2 separate regions of the Homo sapiens genome follow, and region 1 is linked to region 2. Evidence: read pairs that join two places in POLR2A ChIA-PET (ENCODE). Cell type or tissue: GM12878. All regions are shown on one strand. Links, peaks and the distances in the headings refer to the core of each region. The heading gives the core; the rest is flanking DNA. Region 1 overlaps LOC105377999 (a long non-coding RNA gene). Region 2 overlaps ARHGAP18 (Rho GTPase activating protein 18).

Region 1 (4,406 bases), core at 241-4,240, 220 kb before region 2:
GTCTGCTTCTTGTTAAAATGCAGAGTGTTTTTTCCCCATATCAGTATCAGTATCAATCTTCCCCATATCAGTAATTTGTATCTTAAAGTGAATTAGCTTGCCAGATCCTTGCCTCCCACGTTTTATAACAATGAGGAGGAATGCCATACAGCAGTAAAAAATGAAGACTGTGAATACATTGTGTAGGCTGACCTCACAGGAACATGAACTTGATTCTCTGCTCCACTTGGCCCATTTAGTTCTGTTCAGAAAAGGCTGTAGTGTATGTACATAATAGAACATCATGCAGTTATTAAAATCATATTTTTGAAGAAAATGGGAAAACTTCCCTAGTGAATCATTAACTAAAAATAATAGGGCTGGGCATAGTGGCACACACCTGTAATCCCAGCTACTTGAGAGGGTGAGGCAGGAGATCACTTGATTCCATGAGTTCAAGACCAGCCTGGGTGATATAATGAGACCCCATCTCAAATACTACTACTACTAATAATAGAAATAAAAGTTGTACTTACCACATGATCCTAACTTTTTAACATGGGTATGTGTGTGTGACACACACACACACACACACACACACACACACAAAGAGATAGGAGACAGTATTTTGGTCAAGTCAGAGACAAGATGATGTGAGCCCAGCTGCTTGCAGCATAAAACCTACCATGCTGCAGAGGTTACCTGTGAGCTCAGGGTGAAACAGCCTCTCACCTGCCGTGAAATCTTCCAGGAGCTGTTGCTGCCGCTGCTGCTGTGTCTCCTTCCTCTTCCCCATGAAATAAAATTAAAAGAACTTCAAACAATACTGAAGGGTGAAAATAAAAGGGCCTTAAGATCATGTAACTCCTTACCATATCCTGGAGGTAAACTCTTCATTTCTTATTGTGGCTTCCAGAAATATTTTATTCATATGGAAGTATGTATCTCACCTCTATCATTTCGTTTCCATATATGGATATACTCTTCTGCACCAGTTTACTTTCTACTTTAGAAGTCTACTTCTAAACGACTTTCCATGTGAGTATTTATTATATTTCACAAAAACTTATATAGTGCTTTCTATGTGCCAGACCCTTGTCTAAGTGCCTTGCAAATATTGTATCATTTTATCTTCATAGCAACTTCATAGCAAGATGTCCTATTCTTGTGTCCATTTCATAGACAAGCAAAGTGAGACATATGGATATTATGATGCTTGCTATAGATAACCCCAGCTATAAATGGTGGTGCCAAGTTTCAAACCCGGGTATGATTCCAGAGTCTGCACTGAGCCTTCAGAATCTGCTCACTAAGCTGAGCTGCTGGTTTGCATACATAGTATATATAAATCTTGGTGGATAAATAGATGTCACCTTTCTTAACAGCTGAGTGATATTCCCTTGCATGAACGGCCACAATCTATCAATCTAATCTCCTATTTATAAAACAGATTGCTTTCAATTTTTTTATAATTACAATAATTATTACTATAGATGTTATTGCACTTATCTGTCTCTGTGTAAATGTGCAAGATAGACTCAGGATAAATGCTCAGTAGTGGAATTGCAAAATAAAAATCACTTAAACATTTGATAAGTAATGCCAAATTATTTCACAAAAGTTTTCACCAATTTTTCCTATAAGAGTGCTTATTTCTTTCACACCCAGAAGCTTTTTGCTTGCCAACTTATCAACAGGGGAGGGAGGAATCTGAGATTCGTCTCTCATTATTTCTATTTGCATTTTTAAAATTAAGAGTAAGATTGGGCATACATTTATGTGTTTATTGGACATTCTATTTTGTCTTCTAAGAGCTGCCTTTCATGCTTTTTATCCTTTGCCACTTTGTCTGGTAAGTTAAAAAAATTGATTACCAAGTGCTTTTCATTTTTTAGGGATGTTAGCTTTTGTCTGTCATATGTTGTGCATATCTATTTTCCCAGGTTAGAGGAAGTCTGTATCAGCCAAGTGAACATTGTGAGGTAGGATTTTCAGATATGGCAGTTCATGTAAGCATTTCCTTCCTTCCTTTCCTTCCTTCCTTCCTTCCTTCCTTCCTTCCTTCCTTCCATCTTTCCTTCCTTCTTCCTTCCTTCCTTCCTTCCTTCCTTCTTCCTTCTTTTTTTTTCTTTTCTTTCTTTCTTGTGATGAAGTCTCTGTCACCCAGGCTGGTGCAATCATAGGTCACTACAACCCTGAACTCCTGAGCTCAACCAATCCTCCTATCTCAGCCTCCTGAGTAGCTGGGATTACGCGTGCATGCCACCATGCCCACGTGGGCATTTCTTGAAAGTTCTCTCAGTGAAAAGCAAGGTAATAATAAAGCCCAGTTAAGACAATTTCATGGGGCAATAAAACAACATGGCCCCAGTACATAGCTTTGGATGATCACACATGATTAGAATTAGAATACTGAAATGGAGACATTGTTTTCCTTCAAAGAAACACACTTTTTTTGTCTATCTATATGCCGATATTTAGATCATTATCTACATTAAACCTAACATATAATAAAGATTTATTTCATAGCAATGGAAAAAGAATGGACTATAAAATACATGCTATTTCTGACAATTAGAACATTTGGGGAAAAAAAAGCCTAAACTTCTTTGTAACCAACAAATAAAAATAAGTTATCAGATTGGCACTACATTTTTTGGGATCATATCCAAAGGAAAATAGACCTTCACATATACTGAAAGTGTAAATCAGTGTAGGCCTTTTGGTAGTCTCTATCAGAGCTGAAAATCTGAATCTCTTTCTCCAATGGTTCTACTTATAGCACTCTATCCTTTAGAAGTAGTCATATTTGTGTAGTACACAATATGTGTTGCTTGTATTACCAAGTAAACCAATCAACTAAACAAAGCAACCCATAGAGGAAACAATCTCAATACACACATGTAGGTGAATTACTAAACAATTCATGGTGCATTCCTGTTACTCAATAACATGCACCCTCTAAAGAAATAACATGGCTAATATCAGCCAACATTTATTAGCACTCAGTACATGCCACATACTGAGCTAGGTGCGTTGCATATTTTTTTTATTATACTTTAAGTTCTAGGGTACATGTGCACAACGTGCAGTTTTGTTACATAGGTATACATGTGGCATGTAGGTTTGCTGCACCCATTAACTCGTCGTTTACATTAGGTATTTCTCCTAATGCTAACCCTCCCCCAGCCCCCCACCCGATGACAGGCCCACAGTAATACTTGCATCTTTCTACTCTTATTGAGATATTGGCTTAAACCATACATTTCACGTATGGTTGGATTATCTTGAGAACACAGATCATATTTTCTAATTTCTTTTCTATACACACATGTGATACATTTGGAAATTTAAATTGCACTAACTGGTTTGATCCAATGCCACAAACATATTCCTTTTCATCTTTAGCTGTCAATACATGAATTTCATATGTAATTTATTTTTATATTTAGTTTGGACAAAATTAGTTAGATACTTCAAATTATATAAGGCTTTATGAGAAAACATTAAAGCTAAGATCCTTTTATTGCATGGAATTCAGAAATGCTTTATGTCAAAAATTGGGGTTGAAATGCTCCTTTAACTTACATCTTCCAATCACTTTGCATATTTGGAAAACACTTCAAATTGATGAGGTGCTTTCTTCATCAGAATGTTTGATGTTAAAATCCAGTTATTGCTCTGATTTCCCTGCAATGTGTGTTTTAAATCAGAAACTTAAAATAAACCCTAAGCTTACTTAGGTATGATGAAAAGGTAATTAAAGATACACAAAATCATTCCCCTTTTATATTAGGGCTACATAAGATAATAATCATAAACTTCAACTACTTCAGTAACCCGTCTCAAAAATTAGCATTTCAATATTTTTAAAAAATCTATTCTTCCCTAACAAAGTGTGGTCTGGAAGGATCGATTTTTCCAAGAGTTGTCAGGTTTTTTTTTATCTTGTTTATTTAAATTCAGGAAAGACTACAACTTCCTAAAGTATCACAAATTTGCGACATTGACAGGTTTATCTTTTTATCTCTGGTATAATTATATAGATCTCTTTTGCATCGGTACTTGCCACTCTTTCATTAACTCGAATAAAGAAATCTTTTTATGCCTTGTATTGTTTTAACATATTTCCTCTTGACATGAAAGACTATTTCATTGTCAAATTATTATAACCTGTGCGGTGCCATATCTGCATTTATGTTGAAATCTTATTTAATTTTACCTTTGTCATATGGGAACTGAAGTAATTTAAGATGTGATATTAAATTTTGGATACTAATAAAAAAATTTTTTTACATTAATAAAAATTCTTTTTATACTAAAGGCTTGCTTAGTATTCCAGTTGCCCTCTGGAAACAGCTGAAGGACCTCCTTAGGGTGAATCATGTTGCACTGAGGATTTTCTGCTTTTCTGATAATTAACCTCC
Region 2 (4,406 bases), core at 124-4,123:
ATCAGACCACGGACTGTTTTGTTCACTACTAAATCCCCAGCATTTAGAGTGTATCTGATACATAGTAGATGCTCAAATTCATTTACTTCAATCTTGAGTAAATGAATGAAGGTGAGGAAACTGAGGCTCTGAGAGTTTTAGATAACTTGCCTTTGATCTCATGGAAAATGATGAAACCAAGTTGCAAATTCTAGTCTAGGTGACTCCTAAGACACCACATTTCTCAGGTTCCACTCTTTACTAACATCTCTATTCCTGGGAAAATTCCTCTATTTGTACACAATTTGGGTAAGAAACATCTCATGGGATTTCAAAGTTGAAAAAAAAAAACCTTAAGTAGCCAGTCTAACTTTCCTATTTTACAAATGAGGAAATAACCATGATCCATTGAGGGTAGGTGACTTGATCAAAGTAATACTGCTATTTACTGATAAAGGAAGGACCACAATCAACCTACCTGGTCATCAGTTCAGTCCTATCTCCCCATCCCCTGCTATGTTTATTGCTGTCTTGATAAAGCAAGCCCTATTTGGTGCAGAATTCAGATGCCAATCATTGGTGATGGGTTCGAGATAATGAGTCATGCCATTTTAATCCCATAATATTAACGCAGTAAAGCAGAGGCTGCAAACCCAGAGGCCCACAGGGACCCATAGATAGCATAGCTTTCAGATGGGATTGGTGGGGGCTGTGCCAAACTGGGAGGTAGATAACCTGTTCAAAGGGGCCAGCCCCACCACACCTGCTGCCTGCTCAGAGAAACATGTTACAAGAAAAAAACATGGTAAACCAATTTAAAAATGTTTGAAACACCCTGCTGGCCAAACAAAACACTTCTGGCTGCCAGGTCACCCTGGTGGACTTCAGTTTGCGATTGCTAAAATCTTAGTATGAACAGCTCTTTCCAAAGGAGATTTCAGTACGTGTGGATATGGTGGAGAATATGTGAAGTGCTATCATTGTGGCTAATTGTTCTTTAGCCAAAAGATTAGTGGGTTGGACTGTCAAAGTTCACAGAGTGAAAATAATTAACAATAAAAGAGTATTTATTGCCTGTCTTTATTACCCTGGTGATAAAGTTGAAGAGTAATGTGTTTCCTCTGTCACGATACAATCTGTCCTAATGGAGGATACTTGGTTATGCTGTTTCCTGACTGGGAGTCAGGAGACCTTTTTAGATGTTTGGTGCAGCTATTAACTACCTGGATGTTACTGGGCAAAGCACCCAATTTTTCTGTTCTGCCATATTCACATTTGAGTAATTAAGGACTGGACTTAATTATTGGGGCGTAGGAAACAGGATGCAGAGGATTTTATACCAGACTTGAACCTTGTTTTTTATCTTCATCTCTAGAAAAAAAGAAAAAGCCTGTGTTGTCAGAGCAAGATAGGGACTGGATCATTCGTATCTATCACATATGTCTTTGAGCACATTGATAATCACAGTGTATTTGCTGCTCTTCTTCAGATGAGTCAGCTGTGAAGCTTAGATAGGTTGAGAATGACTGGACTTAGTGATCTCTAGGGTCGTTTCAGCTCTAAACCCTGTCACAGCTTGTGTTACCCTTGCTGGGGACAGATTTCAGAGGCATTTATCATACAGAGTCTTGAGCATGGGTTTTGTGGCCACATGGCCTGGGTTGCATCTTCACCTTCCTGGCGATGTTGATTTTCTCTAAGCCTCAGTTTCCTCATCCTTAAAATGGGGGGTTATAATGACAACTGCCTGGTAGTCTCGTTATTGTGATAATTGCCCCTGACAAATTATTAAATTTAATTCTTACAGTGAAGCAACTGGGCAGCATAAATAATAAAATTTTAATTAACATTTACATTTCAAATGCATGATAATTCTCTTTTTCTGGCAGATTTTAGGCTTTTAAGTTTCTTATTAGGAATTGAGATGTGTTGGAATTAAGAGGTGGCAGGCTTAATCAGTACTGTTCCTCACTTACACATTCAGTTTAGCCTAATGTGCCTCTCTATATTTAAGCAGTACCAATTAATTAAGGCATAGAGAGCAGTGAATCTTGTATCAATGTGAGCTGTAGGTACCCTGATTTTAACCAAACAGCTAACTTTGCCTGTGGCTACAAGGTCATGCTTGTGAATCCTTGCACAGTGAAACAGAAAGAAGGCTTCACATGGGCATTCAGTATCACTCGAAGGAGGCCATCTGACTACAACTTTGCTGTAGAGGGAAGCATGTATTACAGGAGAAGAACTGCTTTAGTAGTGTTCACGGGCTAATGTGAAGGACTTCTGCACTAGAAGAACAAAAACACCTCTCCAGATCCATAGTGGAGCATAATTTAAGGCAAGAGGATGACAATAGACAAATTGCACCCACTTCAAAAGGAGAGAGTGTGTTTACACTGAGTATTTGTTCCAAGGAGCTGAGAAGCAGGCACCATGCCCTGATGGGCCCTTCACACTGGGTTGCTGTCACTGCTGAAAGAGCAGCCTGTCCTTGTCTGCTGTACTTTCATCTTCTGCCATATTTGTATTCATGTGCGCTATCCTCCCACATAAAAGAGCACAGCTTGCTATTCCTGCCTTTGCTTCTGTGACCTGCAGTAAAACCATTAAAGATATATTTTAAGGCTTTTTACATGGAATGGTAATTATGCACAATGGTTTTTAATCATTTGGCATCTAGCATGGAGCCTTCAGAGAGTATTATGCCTCAGAGAGCTGCAGCTTGCGTGGATCTTGGGAGGGGCCCTTGGTTTCAGGGGCTTTGTGTTCTGTGTGTGTGTGTGTGTGTGGCAACACCAGGTAGTGACAACAGTGTCACCTGGGAAACAGAGGACACAGATGACTGCTTGGTGGACTTGAAACCAGCTCTAAACAGCTGTTGGGTTCTGAACAAAACTCCAGGAAAATTGTTCGCTGGGTGAGCTGGTGGGATGAAGAGACTGGGATGGGCTGAGGGTGGAGGGCCGAACGGATACCCTGCACGTTATTTGTGGTGTTGTCAAGGGAGAGTTTAGAGACATCACATGAATCTCACCTTGCTGCCAATTTGGTTCATAGAAAGTCACAGCTGGAAATCTTCTTAGAAGAGAACATCTTGTTCTCAAGCCCCTCATTATACAGCGGAGGAGACTGTGGCATGCAGAGGTGAAATGACTTGCCTGAAGTCAGTTAGCTGCTTGGTAAAACTAGCCAAGAATCCAGGCCTTCTGATTCCCCCACCCCAGCAAATAGTGTCTTTTTTTTTTTTTTCATTTAAAGAGAAAAAGGGTGGATATTTATTAAATAGGGGGAAAGAAACAGTAAAGTAGAATGAACAAAGTATAATCCTATTATCAAGGCAAACCACTGTTAATATTTTTATATTCATCATCCCATATATTAACTTTTTTACAAATTATTATTAAACAAATTATCCATATTTTGTATCCCACTTTTTTTTTTTTTTTTTTTTTAAGATTCTTGCACAGGCTGGACTTGAACTCCTAGGCTCATGCAATCTTCCTGCGTCAGCTTCCCCAGAAGCTAGGACTACAGGTGTGTGCCACCACACCTGGCTGCTTCCACTTCTTTTTTATAGTTTCCATTTATTTCTGCTTCCACTCGTATCAAATTTTTGTTGCCTAGCATCCCTGACTATTAAGGAACATTAATACGAGTTTGTCTTAATCATAAAAAGAAGTTCTTTATAGCTTTAATGTTAATTCACCATTGTGATTCTTTTGGTTTTTTTTTTTTTTTTTAAAGGTTTTGTGTCCTCTTTTTCTCCTCCTCCTCTTCCTTTTCTTCTTGGTTCCGTTTTTAATGTACTTAACAAGAAAGTCATTGTAGACCTTTATGATGATTCTTTATTTCAATTCCAAACATGCATACTCCCTCACACCACACACAGATTCTTTCATCCTAAATTTGTTTTCGTTGAGCTCTTTCACTCCTATCATTTTAACCCTCATGGATATGCTAATTATTCCAAAATTATCTCCAGCCAGTAACTCTTTCATGGGCACAACCTAGACTTCCAGATGTCTAGATCAGTTCTTGTCTATTTTGACTGTGCACAGGCGTCACCTTGGGATTTTGTTAAAATGCAGATTTGAATCCAACAAATCTGGAGTGGGGCCTAAGATTCTGCCTTTTTGGCAAGCTTGATGCCTGGTGCCGCTGGTCCGTGGAGCACATTTAGGTAGCAAGGGTCTCCAACATACCTCAGATTCAGCAGGTCCAAACTGAGGGTGTCACATTCTCTGCCAAACCTGCTCTTTTTTTTCCTATCTTCACTTTCTCAGTTAATGACTTTGCCATCTACCCTCCTGTCCAAGAACAAACTGTGGAATCATCTTTGTTTCTTCTGTTTCCTTCATCTACTTTATCTAATTGGTCACCCAGGCATTCTCTTTGGGAAAAGCTTCTTGAATGTGTCCTTTCACTTT

Evidence for each region. Peaks named below come from ENCODE experiments on the same cell type or tissue, not always from the same donor. Only the 100,000 strongest peaks of a DNase experiment are listed, where the experiment ranks them.
Region 1: POLR2A ChIA-PET joins it to region 2 with 7 read pairs; 2 of 35 experiments call an interaction of 5 or more read pairs at or near these places.

Annotation. Positions count from the first base shown.
Region 1 is chr6:129,884,379-129,888,784 of GRCh38, reverse strand. It overlaps LOC105377999 (a long non-coding RNA gene), which reads right to left. Exons shown (of 8, transcript XR_942986.3): 4 at 712-766. Among named protein-coding and RNA genes, the nearest start is that of TMEM244, 25 kb to the right of the region's middle. In GM12878, for the core only: no CTCF peak of the experiment used is centred there; no DNase peak of the experiment used is centred there.
Region 2 is chr6:129,660,335-129,664,740 of GRCh38, reverse strand. All of the region lies in intron 1 of ARHGAP18 (Rho GTPase activating protein 18), which reads left to right. Among named protein-coding and RNA genes, the nearest start is that of ARHGAP18, 48 kb to the left of the region's middle. RefSeq lists a silencer at 1,992-2,071 and enhancers at 2,092-2,141, 2,172-2,241. In GM12878, for the core only: no CTCF peak of the experiment used is centred there; a DNase peak (open chromatin) is centred at 2,150; H3K4me3 peaks cover 220 bases; H3K27ac peaks cover 2,650 bases.